Regions from separate parts of the Homo sapiens genome. Here region 2 is linked to region 1. Evidence: chromatin contacts called from ENCODE Hi-C or POLR2A ChIA-PET data. All regions are on one chromosome and are shown on one strand. Each heading gives the region's core, a stretch centred on a gene start or an enhancer-like site at or near the end of the contact. The rest is flanking DNA. Distances are from core to core; before and after follow the strand shown. Region 1 overlaps NUB1 (negative regulator of ubiquitin like proteins 1). Region 2 has its middle 32 kb from the start of RHEB.

The links. A loop is a pair of places that touch in the nucleus more often than their neighbours do. ChIA-PET counts read pairs that join two places held with the same protein, here RNA polymerase II (POLR2A). Pooled maps may share reads with other maps.
Region 2: a map of PC-9 shows a loop between it and region 1 (3-fold over the local background). The contact joins two enhancer-like sites. A Hi-C loop is called at or near these places in 2 of 168 maps with a recorded cell type or tissue (PC-9 and heart left ventricle) and 7 of 50 pooled maps. POLR2A ChIA-PET finds 5 or more read pairs at or near these places in 3 of 52 experiments (Caco-2, PC-9 and activated B cell).

The regions. Positions count from the first base shown.
Region 1 is chr7:151,363,240-151,369,578 of GRCh38, forward strand. NUB1 (negative regulator of ubiquitin like proteins 1) reads left to right here. Exons shown (of 15, transcript NM_001243351.2): 9 at 3,700-3,886; 10 at 4,622-4,729; 11 at 5,496-5,648. It also overlaps a transcript of WDR86 not described here. Among named protein-coding and RNA genes, the nearest start is that of NUB1, 25 kb to the left of the region's middle. Within about 2 kb of position 3,097, at least 3 of the 41 ENCODE cell types and tissues checked have a DNase peak (open chromatin) inside an H3K27ac peak, as active enhancers do.
Region 2 is chr7:151,549,095-151,555,433 of GRCh38, forward strand. No RefSeq gene overlaps it. Among named protein-coding and RNA genes, the nearest start is that of RHEB, 32 kb to the left of the region's middle. Within about 2 kb of position 3,582, at least 7 of the 41 ENCODE cell types and tissues checked have a DNase peak (open chromatin) inside an H3K27ac peak, as active enhancers do.

The sequences.
Region 1 (6,339 bases), core at 1,847-4,346:
GCTGAAGAAGGCAGAGGAACAACTGAACATGTCAGATAAAGACATGGGAGACATTCAAAAGACCCACATTAGAATGTAAGAGATGAAAAGTACAACATCCAAGATGAAAAGTACATTAGGTGGGATGAACTGCAGAATAGACACTATAGAAGAGAAGATTAGTTAAATGTTACATAAGGCAATAGAAACTATCTGAAAAAACAGAGAAAAGGCTAAAAAAAAAAAAAAATGAACAGAGCATCTGCAAGCTGTGGCACAATTTCAGGCGGCCTAAAATGCATGTAATTGGAGTCCCTGGAAAGGCAGACATGTGGGACAGAAACAATACTTGAAGAAAAAAATGGCCATTAATTTTTCCCAGTTTGATGAAAACTATAAACCCCCAGATGCAATGACTTTAATGACCCCAAGTACAAGAAATATCAGAAAAAAACTACACTACAGCACACTATAATCCAATTCCCTAAAACCAGTAATAAAATTGAAAATGACTTTTTAGCTAACCTTTCTTGAAAAAAGTTAGGTAAGTTTGGCTTATTTTTTTATTTTATTTTTTCAGACGGAGTCTCACTCTGTCGCCCAGGCTGTAGTGCAGTGACGCAATCTTAGTTTACTGCAATCTCCGCCCACTGTAACCTCTGCCTCCTGGGTTCAAGCGATTCTCCTGCCTCAGCCTCTCAAGTAGCTGGGATTACAGGTGCCCACTACCACTCCCGACTAGTTTTTGTATTTTTAGTAGAGACGGGGTTTCACTATGTTGGCCAGGATGGTCTTGAACTCCTGACGTCAGGTGATCCGTCCGCCTCAGCCTCCCAAAGTGCTGGGATTACAGGTGTGAGCCACCGCGCCTGGCCTAAAATTTTTATGTTAAATAAATATTAATTTCAAGAAAGGTAAGCCTGGCCGGGCGCGGTGGCTCACGCCTGTAATCCCAACACTATGGGAGGCCGAGGCAGGCAGATCACGAGGTCAGGAGATCAGACCATCCTGGCTAACAGGGCGAAACCCCGTCTCTACTAAAAATACAAAAAATTAGCCGGGCATGGTGGCAGGCGCCTGTAGTCCCAGCTACTTGAGAGGCTGAGGCAGGAGAATGGCAGGAACCCGGGAGGCGAAGCTTGCAGTGAGCCGAGATTGCACCACTGCACTCCAGCCTGGAGGAGAGAGCGAGACTCCGTCTCAAAAACAAAAACAAAAAAAAACAAAAAAAAAAACAAAAAAACTGTAAGACAAACATAATAAATTTCTGTTAAATAACCGACTTAAGCTCAAATGGGATTTAATTTTTGTTGTTGTTGTTTTTGAGACGGAGTCTCGCTCTGTCGCCCACGCTGGAGTGCAATGGCACGATCTCGGCTCACTGCAACCTCCGCCTCCTGGGTTCAAGCAATTCTCCCACCTCAGCCTCCCGAGTAGCTGGGATTACAGGCACCCGCCATCATGCCCCGCTAATTTTTGTAGAAATGGGGTTTCACCATGTTGGCCAGGCTGGTCTTGACCCTCTGACCTCAGGTGATCTGCCCGCCTCGGCCTCCCAAAGTGCTGGGATTACAAGCGTGAGCCACTGTGCCTGGCCAGGATTTAATTTTTTGAAAGCTAGGCTCAGTAGATTTTATTTAAATAAATATTTTACGTTTATTTTAATATCGTCAGCATGAAAATGTAACAGTGTTGAATATTAATGCTACTAAAATTGTAAACCAAAGCAATGTTAATAAAAGTACACTCTAAATGAAATTTTTTATTTTTATAATTTTTTTTTTTTCTTTAGAGACAGAGTCTCTATGTTGTTCAGGCTGGTCTCAAACTCTTGGGTTCAAGTGATTTTCCTGCCTCGGCCTCCCAAAGTGCTGAGATTACAGGTGTGAGCCACCACACCCAGCCTTCTAAATGCAATTTATACCAGGCTTTAAGAAACCACTTTGCCCCAAGCAAATGATCAGGTTTAAATATAGTTTTATATATAATAATAAGTGTTGATTTCTCAAAACTAAAAGGATGACATGTACCCCTCTAATATGAGACCTCTGCTTTGGGTTTTTTGTGTGTTTGTTCATTTTGTTGGTTTTCTTCTCTCTCTTTTTTTTTTTTTTGGCTGCACAAATAAATACTCACTCCTGGGTCAAACTTGAGATAAGTGCATATTGATTTTATTTTTAACTGACATGAGGCCATTTCTGCCCACGCTCTTGATGCTTAGTAAAACATGAACGAGCCTGTTAAAGCAACATGCAGGAGATGGAGAAGTTCGGCCACATGCCCATTGCTTTCCTGCGAGTGGCAGGAGAGTCTTCTGTCACTGGGACCAGAATGTGCCTAGAGGCAGGAAATCTCAACACGACTGTGAGATCAGACCACAATCCACAAAGCGCTGCTGTTTCTCTCAAAGGCAGGTTCTCAGGCTGAGCCGTAGATTTGGAGAAAGCACCCCTCACCCAGCTCCACATCTGTGTGTCTGCGTGCACACGTGTGTAAAACATGGTGTATGTGTTCTCAAACATTCACGAAATTAGAAATGTTGAGAGAGATGAAAATAAATATAAAAATACTGCTGTGATACATTTTTCTTGCCGCACCCACAACTGGACTGTGTACATGGGCCCTCTTTAGGAGACTACTGTTTTAAAGAGTAAATGACAAAATTAAAGTCCTTTTTTTTTTATTCCATGCATATTTTGATAGGCAGGACAGGAAGCTTGAGGCCATGTGGATTTTGTAGTTTTATACAAGAGCATTCTTATTTTTAGTAGAACACCAATGAACATAAAGAGAGAAAACCTTGTTCATATACAATGTGTGGTTCCAAATGTTCTTATTGAAGACTTGAGACCTAGATTGGCATTAGGAATTTTTAATGTAATCATAACTTAAAATTAGTCACCTTGATGGCTGTCTTTGTCAGTGCTCCTCCTGGAGCACACTGACTTCTGTTGCTGTCTTTCTTCCCTTTGCTGCGCCTGGGTTCAGCCTGCTGCCACGAATACGGAGTCAAATTTTGCCTGCACACAGGCCCTCAGAAATCAGCTGGGCCGTTAGAGCCTGGTGCTTTCTGGATTGTTTTTCCCCCAGCTTGAATATGATTGAACATGAATGCCTTGTCAGAGCCGTCATCAGCTGAGGCATTCATAGTACGTAGGGATTTTTTTGGTGTCTTTAAAGAAGTGGTGTTCAGCCCTGGCTGTACACTAGAATCAGCTGGGGAGACTCTGGCAGTATAACCACCAGGCCCAACCCCCAGAAATTTCTGTTATGTTTGGTCTGGGTGGGATCAATGATTCTTAAAGAAAGAAAGAAAGAAAGAAAGAACGTTGCTCTGGCCCAGGTGATGCTGATTTGCAGTCAGGATTGGAAGTCACAGCTTTAAAGCATGGTCTTCCCCGTATTTGCTGAGGGCCTCTGAAACAGTGGCCCTGGGTTCTGCTTCCTATCAAGGGGCTGCATGTGTGTCCTGGGGCAAGTGGTGGTAAGCTTTGATTCCTAAGCCCTGATTTCTGATTTCTCTTTCTTTCCCCCATTAGAAGGATGAGATTATAAACACAGCTCCCTTCCTAAACATTAGGATCTCTCTTTTAGAGCAGTCAGCCTTTGAATATATACCAAGAACGGGGAAAGAATTCCAGTCATTCACAAAAAGGTTTCAAATGCTAAAAATGTTTCAAATGCTGCTTGGCAGTGATGTCACTGTCCTTCTCTTTCCAGTGAGTGTTGCAGAGAGCTGCTGGACACAGTGGATAACTACGCCGTCCTCCAGCTGGATATAGTGTGGTGTTACTTCCGCCTGGAACAGCTGGAATGCCTTGATGATGCAGAAAAAAAATTAAACTTGGCCCAGAAATGCTTTAAAAATTGTTACGGAGAAAATCATCAGAGACTGGTCCACATAAAAGTATGTTCCTGGAATTCATCTTATGTCTCGTTGAGTCCATTTCTAGCATTTGTGTTTATTCCTGTTAAAGTATTTGAACTACTGCCAGAAGGTAATTTCATTTTGATAGTAGTATGCAGTATAGTCTTTTTAAACTATATATTTATAAAGTGTTCAATGTTTTACAAATCTGGCTGTCTCTCTTACTTAGCGTGTGAGCATTTAGCCCAAAGGAACATGGTTTGCTAGTCATAGAACCCCATCAGTGATCACCCTGACCAGGAGAGAGCTGCTGACTTCTTTATATCGGTAGAGTCTAATTTGCAAGATGTAAATGCAGAAAATAGACATTTCAGCAGTAATGGTTTACGTGAATGAGTCACAGCTCAAGAGCTGTGGCTCGAGTAAGGATTTTTCTGATTTCCCCAAGTCATCAAAATCCTGCTGATGCAGACTCTCTGATACCTGGTTTGGATTTCTGCATACTTCTCTGCTGACCAGAAGGGCCACTGTGCTGCATGTCTGGAGGCTGGTGCCCTGACACTGACTCTCCTGTGTGGCATGAGGAATGTTATCATACCACAGGGGATGGGGAAGAGGGGGCTTCACTTTTGCCGTCAGTCATAGTGAAGCCATGGACATTTTAATACCTATCATGTTGCCCCTCTGGAGACCAAGGGAATGACAGAGATGAGTATTATAGACCTGTAATTAGAAATAAGGCAATTTTATCCTTTTTTTCTTCAATAATTTTAGGGAAATTGTGGGAAAGAGAAGGTACTGTTTCTAAGACTCTACTTACTTCAAGGGATCCGAAACTATCACAGTGGAAATGATGTAGAGGCTTATGAGTATCTTAACAAGGTAAGAAAAGTAAAGTTGTAACCAATTTTCACCTCCTTTTAAAAAACATTCCCAGAAGTTAAGGATTTTAACTTAGTAGTTTGTGACTTGTGAGAAACATGCCTGTGCTTTCTCCGTGCACAGGAGATGTTGAACCAGAAACATATTTGTATATGTTAGAGTACAGCCAGATGCTGTAATGAGACTTCAAAAAGACAGTGACTTTAATTGGATAGAAGTTTATGGCTCACTCATCTTGCCGTCTAGAGGTGAGCCAGGCCGGAGCAGTGAGCAGCCCGCCAGCCTCAGCGAGGCGTCCTAGGTTGCTCCTGTCAGTGCCTCTTCCAGCCAGCAGAGGGGGCAAGAGAGAGTCCAGAGCAGGCCACTGGAGAGATGACCCCGCAGCTGCACCCAGCGCTGTGGCTGCATGCCATTGACTTCGACTTCACTACCTGGCTACACCCAGCTGCAAGGGAGGGTGAGAAATGCCACGTGCACAGCTGAAATTCGGGGGCTTTTGTTGCAAAAACAAAGTGGTTACCAGTCACTTCTGCAACACCCAGCCTCTTACCTCGTGTTGTGCTGTGGCTAAGTTATGTGAGTAGAGGTAGTGTTGGTCTGTTTCCATTTGTACTTGTTAATAACAGGCCTAGTTTAGAGATTTTATCCAAAATCTGATGCCTTTTAATTCACATTGGATACAATCTAATTTCTTTTAGGCTTTCACTTTGTATTAAGCTTTAAGTATTGCCGTGGTTACATGATTCTTACATTTCCCTGTCTCTAGGCACGTCAGCTCTTTAAAGAGCTATATATTGATCCATCAAAAGTGGACAATTTGTTGCAGTTGGGGTTTACTGCCCAGGAAGCCCGGCTTGGCCTGAGGGCGTGTGATGGGAACGTGGATCATGCGGCCACTCATATTACCAACCGCAGAGAGGTACCCACTTTCACATGCCCTAGCTCTCTTGGGTATGAAAGAACAAAAAAAGATAATCCCACAGGAGTGTTAATAACCAGGAACTCTTTATTACTCCAGATTGGGAAGGAAGGAGAAACTTGTCCTTTTTTTTTTCTTGAGACAGAGTCTCACTTTGTCATCCAGGCTGGAGTGCAGTGGCACGATCTTGGCTCACTGCAAGCTCCGCCTCCCGGGTTCAAGCAATTCTCGTGCCTCAGCCTCCTGAGTAGCTGGGATTACAGGTGTGTGCCACCACACCTGGCTAATTTTTGTATTTTTAGTAAAGATGGGGTTTCACCATGTTGGCCAGGCTGTTCTCAAACTCCTGACCTCAAGTGATGCGCCCACCTCAGTTTCCCAAAGTCCTGGGATTACAGGTGTGAGCCACCGCGCCTGGCCGAAACTTGTCTTTTTCAATTGGATCATTTTTCACATGCTGCAGTCTCCTTAGTTTTGTTTCCTGCTGTGGTGGCAAACGGTCCCCTCTCTCTCTTTCTTTAACACCATAGTGTATTTCTGGAAGTCATTTTAAAAACAAAATTGTTTTTTCATGAGGTCATTATTAAAGTTGGGGATTGCATCCTTGCCTAGAAACATAAGTCAAATCATAGAAACAAGTTGTATTATATTATGAAAGCACAGGTTAAAAAACTATAATCATTTGAAACAA
Region 2 (6,339 bases), core at 2,332-4,831, 190 kb after region 1:
GCTGGCTTAAAACAAGGGACGCAGATTCTCTCACAGTTTTGGAGGCCAGAAGGCTGAAATCAAAGCGCTGCAGGGCCACGCTCCCTCTGAAGGCTCTGGGGAGAATCTGTTCCACGCTTCCTTAGCTTTCGGGGTTATGCCAGTCCTTGGTATTTCTTAGTTTGTGCATGTGTCACTCCCACCTCTGCCTCCAGTGTCACATGCTCTTCTCTTTGTGGATCTGCTGTGGTTGAATGTGTCCCCTGAAGTTCATGAGTTGGAAGCCTAATCCCCAGTGTGACAGCATTGTGAGGTAGGACATTTAAGAAGAATGTAACGGATTAATGTCCTTATGCTGAGAGTGGGTTTCTTATAAAAGCAAGTTTGGGGTAGGTGCGGTGGCTCAGGCCTATAATCCTAGCACTTTGGGGGGCTGAGGCGGGTGAATCACCTGAGGTCGTGAGTTCAAGACCAGCCTGGCCAACATGGCAAAACGCTGTCTCTACTAAAGATACAAAAAAATTAGCTGGGGGTGGTGGTGGGCGCCTGTAATCCCAGCTACCCAGGAGGCTAAGGCAGGAGAATTTCTTGAACCTGGAAGGCGGAGGTTGCAGTGAGCCAAGATCACGCCACTGTACTCCAGCCTGGGTGACAGAGTCAGACTCCATCTCAAACAAACAAACAAACAAACAAAAAAAGAAGTGTGGGCTCCTGGGCTCCCTCTTGCCTTGTGATGCCATCGGCCATGCTATGACTCAGCAAGAAGGCCCTCACCAGATATGGCCCCTTGATTTTGGACTTCCCAGCCTCTAGAACCGTGAGCCAAATAAACTTCTTGTTTATAAATGATGCGCTCTGTGGTTTTCTGTTATAGCAGCACAGAATGGACTAAAACAGCATCTATGTCCAAACTGCCCTCTTAAGGACACTGGTCATAGTGGGTTAAAGCCCACCCTAACGGCTTCATCTTAACTTGAATATATTTGCAAAGACACAATTTCCAATAAGGCCACATGCATAAGTAACCAGGGGTGACAATGACATTATATGTTTTGGGGGGACACAGTTTAGCTCACAGCAGCCATTTGGAACTGGGATTAAGAGCATAGGCTATGGCCAGGTGCAGTAGCTCACACCTGCAGTCCCAGCACTTTGGGAGGCCAAGGTGGGAGAACTGCTTGAGCCCAGGAATTTGAGACCAGCTTGGGCAACATAGGGAGACCACATTTCTACAAAGAAGAAAAAAAACCCACATTAAATTAGCTGGGCATGGTGGCACATGCCTGTAGTCCCAGCTCCTCAGGAGGCTGAGCTGGGAGGATCACTTAAGCCCAGGAGGTCAAGTCTGCAGTGAGCTGTGATTCCACCACTGCACCCGAGCCTGGGTGACAGCGAGATCTTCTTTCAAAAAAAAAAAAAACAACAAAAAACCAAAACACACACACACACACAAAACACACAAAACCACACACACACACACACACACACACACACACACACACACAACCAAAAAACGAGCATAGGATTTGGTATTAGACTGTTTCGAAGGCCTCAAATTTGGTGTGGTATGAACTTGGCCAAATTAGTTAACATTTCTGGGATAATAAAGACTACCTCATGATAACGTGTGAAGATTAAAAAAGATCATGTGTCCAAAGCACTTGGCTGAGTGCCTGGCAGGAAGAAGCACTTGGTGGTTGGTAGGTCTCCTCCCCTTATTTTTCTTTGCATTACTGTTATTTGCAGTAGTAGTAATGATTAATAGTCTGTGGTCTAAGCAGGCCTCATCATGAGGGTGAGATTTCAGCAGGACTTGAAGGAGGCAGGGGAGCTGGCCCAGCTGGTATCTGGAGAAAATATTCCAGGGAGAGGAAACAGCTGTAACAAAGCTTCCAGATCCTTCTTACATTGCTCTGCTTTAAGATTTTTTTCTTTTTCCTTTCTTCCCCCACACTAGAACGCAAGCTCCTGAGCACGGGAGTTTACTGCCTCCTAGATGAGTCCTAAGCCCCCAGAACAGTGCCTGGTGTGGAGCAGGGCACTCTGTGCACAGTGTAACAGTTGTTATATAAATCAGTATTGAAGCCCAGAGGGACTGGGGAGGAAACATCTCTTTTGTGAAGTTCTAAAAAGTCATGAGATGATGTGGACCATGAGCCTCATGAGAGCCCCCTCATTGCAGGCCAGGTGGCTGGTGCCTGTATTTGAAAGACTCCTCTGAACCAGGGGTACCACCTTCTCCTCTTTCCACTGGACACTTCTGATTAGGACTTATCCCAGGGGCTGGTCCTAAAGCAGTACTTAATTAAATTAAATCAAATTATGTATTTATTTATTTAGAGACGGAATCTTGCTCTGTTGCCCAGGCTGGAGTGCAGTGGCAAGATCTCGACTCACTGCAACCTCTGCCTCCCAGGTTCAAATGATTCTCCTGCATCAGCCTCAGCCTCCCTAGTAGCTCGGATTACAGGTGTGTGCCACCATGCCCAGCTAATTTTTGTATTTTTAGTAGAGACAGTGTTTCACCATGTTGGCCAGGCTGGTCCCAAACTCCTGACCTCAAATGTTCGCCTGCCTCGGCCTCCCAAAGTGTTGGGATTACAGGCGTTAGCCACCACGCCCAGCCTTTTTTTTTTTTTTTTTTTTAAAGACAGGATCTTGCTCTGTCACCCAGACTGGAGTGCCGTGGCGCCATCTCGGCTCACTGCAGCACTGATCTTCTTGGGCTCAACTGATCCTCCCACCTCCGACTCCGGCGTGGCTGGGACCACAGGCACATATCACTACGCCAGTTAATTTTTTATTTTTGTAGAGATGGGTCTCACTGTGTTGTCTAGGCTGGTCTTGAACTCCTGGCTTGAAATGATCCTCCTCCCTTGGTCTCCCAAAGTGCTGGGATTAGAGGTATGAGTCACAGCATCTGGCCCCTAAAACAGTAAAAATCAGGGAATCGTGGGTCTGGATTTCAAGAGGCTCAGGAATGAGCTCATCAAATCTCTCCCTCAGTGGAGGTGAGGGGCAGTCTTTTGTACTTCTGGCTCCTGGAGCCAGCCTTGTTTTTCTTTCTGAGCAGGCACTGGGACACTTTCCTCCGTTCTCCTAAAAGGCAAGAGGAGCTCTCTCCACACATGGCTAAGTCGTATTCTTTGTGCGCGGTTGGTCTGCGCACTTGGCCACCTCTGGATTTGTCTGTAACACTGCAGATTATGTGGCATCTCTCTAACTTAATAGTCAACTGGCAATCTAGAGGGAAAAACTTTGTGGGATGGGGACGCTGCACCAGCGCCACGATCCACATAGACGTGCTGGCTTTCACCAGCCACTGTCCAGACTCTGAACAGACATCAGTTGAGCACCTGCCACATGCCGGATCCTTGCCAGAGCTCAGAGCATCGAGATGAACAGGTCACCCTCCTCAAAGGACTCAGGGGACCACTGTGTCAACAACAACTGCTACTAACATTTACATGGTCCTTTAGAGCCTGCAAAGTGCTGTTGCCTATAAACAACTTGCCAGGTGAGAAAAACCAGTCTAAACAAGGTAAGGGATTGCACAACAGCTTCCTGGCAGTGACAGCAGTGCCGGGCAGCAAACCCTCCTCTGACTGCAGATGCCAGCCGCTTTCAACCACTGCTCTCCGCTGGCCAGGAGGGAGTGAGGGTAGGGTAGGGACGGTGACTTACAACAAATACAGCTGTGTGTGTGGCGGGTCTTGTGCAGCACAGAGGGAGGGGGCATCTGTTTGCTGGGGAGGGAGAGTCACAGCAGAAGTCATATTTGATTCAGATCTTGAGAGATGAGCAGAATTGCTCTAGATGGAGAATCTGGAGATATGGTGCAGGCAGGCAGGTGTGGAAGCTGGGGACCCTTCTGGAGTGCAGGGAAGTGCATCAGTGTGGGCAGAGGCCAGTGAGGGCCTCCATCTCCCAGCTCAGGAGATAAGGCTGGATTCTCTAGGCAGCGAGGGTTTCCCAGCACTGAAGTGATTCGATTTTTGGTTTAAAAATGCAGCCAGGCATAGTGGCCATAATTCGGAAGGGACACCTCTTAGGGCTTACAACTCGAATGCATTCAAAGCTGTTGGAAATGCTGCCCTCTTAGGAGATCTTTTCAAAGGGGTGGGGAGGAGGATTTAAAAATGCACAGAAAACGAGGTGGTTTCCAGCTTTTCTGCTTTGTGTGTGCAGGAGCAGAGGTGAAGGAGGCTGTGTTGGAAACAGGAGTGAGGTGCCCAGGGGCAGGGCTGTAGACAGAGGTGAGGGCTCCTCGACTGCCACCCTCTCCCCTTGCCTGGCGGGTAAGTGAGGCCACTGTGGGAGCTTTGCTCCTCCTTCCTGGGCCTTCGCGCCTGAGCCCCGCAGACTCCATCGCACGCTCCGTGTCTCCTCTGCTCTCTGCAGCTCAGGCAAGTCGGCCACAAGTGCAGGGCCCGGCTCCGGCCACTTCTTCCCCATTGGCCCAAAGGGCACAGGTGAGGACGGGGACAGCAGGAAAGGAAGGAAGCTGATCTGAGAGCAGCGTCAGCCCGGCTGAGAGCCCACTGCTGTGTGCCAGGGGCAGCTCCCATCCAAAGCCTTTCGCCCTCCAATGCCTGTGAGGCCCAGGAGGTGGCTTGAATGAGTGAGCTAGGGGGCCTGGGTGCAGGCAGAGGAGCAGGGCCTGGCCCATCGCAGTCCCCTCTCCCCACCCCAAGCTGTGACAACCGAAGATGTTTCCACATTGCCAAATGCCCCCCTGGGGAACAGAATCTCCCCTGGCCGCGAAGACCGTCCGCTTCCCTGAGTTTAGAAGACTAAACCTTCCTAAGAAATGTTCTAAGAAATTCTATCAGTTCAATACATTTACATCATAAACTCTTCTTAGAGATTAGAATGCGAAACAGAACCAACATCCTTGATTTGTGACATGCACCTGCCCTTATCCACCACCCAGGTGACATTCAGGACAATCCTCTCAAGTGCCCTCAGCTCCGCCTCAAGGCGGGGGTGGGACAGCACAGGCAGCCAGCGCCCACGGGGTCCCTCTGAGCCTCACCATGACGAGGTCAGGGCAGACACCTGGGGGTCACCCAGCAAGGGTTTCTCTATCTAGAACCACTTAAGACTTATTCCCTTCAAATCTCTCCTTCAATACATATTTACCAATGTGTGGCCTTTAACTAGACTTGGCCTCATTCAGGGCCACTTTCCCTTATTCCTACAAAGGCACTGAGCAGGAGCAGCACGCTCACCACAGCCACGCCTTCACCATTTGCTAGGAACAAATGCCAACCCTTCGCTGGAAGAGGGTACCAGGCCTTTGTTAGTTGTAGCCTGACAACAGGAAGAGGCTGCTCCAAGGCCAAGCCTCAGTGAGAGGCCTGTTGTGAGCCGTGCCGTGCCTGGCACAACTCAGGAGCCTGGAACAAGCATGCCTGAGGGAGACCAAGCTCTGCTGAACGAGCCTCGCGGGAATAGGAATAGGAATCGCGAGTACCTTTCTACATGCCCCGAAACCCTTTTCTAAAGCAAAAATATGCTATGTCACCTACACACCTAGATATATGCCACATCATCTATATAACTATACACGTGGTGACCTATAGTTATGTGTTGCTTACCCATGAGAATGCATTGAGAAATGTGTTGTTAGGTGATTTCATCTTTTCTTTTTTGAGCTGGAGTCTCGCTCTGTCACCCAGGCTGGAGTGCAGTGGTGCGATCTAGGCTCACTGCAACCTCCTTCTCCTGGGTTCAAGTGATTCTCCTGCCTCAGCCTCCCGAGTAGCTGGGATTACAGGTGCCCGCCGCCACGCCTGGCTAAGTTTTGTATTTTTAGTAGAGACGGGGTTTTGCCATGTTGGCCAGGCTGGTCTCGAACTCCTGACCTCAGATGATCCACCTGCCGCGGCCTCCCAAAGTGCTGGGATTACAGGTGTGAGCCACTGCGCCTGGCCTAGGTGATTTCATCTTTGTGTGAACATCATAGAGTGTACTTACACAATCCTAGATGGTGCAGCCCACTACATGCCTGGGTTATAGGTATGGCCTATGGCTCCTAGGCTACCAAACTGTACAGCATGTTACTGTAGACAACTGTAACACAATGGTATTTGTGCATGTAAACATAGAAAAGGTACAGCAAAATGCTGCTGTGATACTCTCATGGGGCCACTGTGATATATGCAGTCTGTCCTTGACTGAAGCATCTGTACATGGCCCACGACTGTACCTATATATGTGCCACGTCACCTGTATGTAGATATGTACTCTGCAGACACTCATGTGTTGGGTACACAAACAAGGAGCAGATTGATAAATTCTCTGAGTTTCAAAATTGTGTTGTTTTGGCAGCTTTGTGACTTTTTCCTTTCTCCCAAA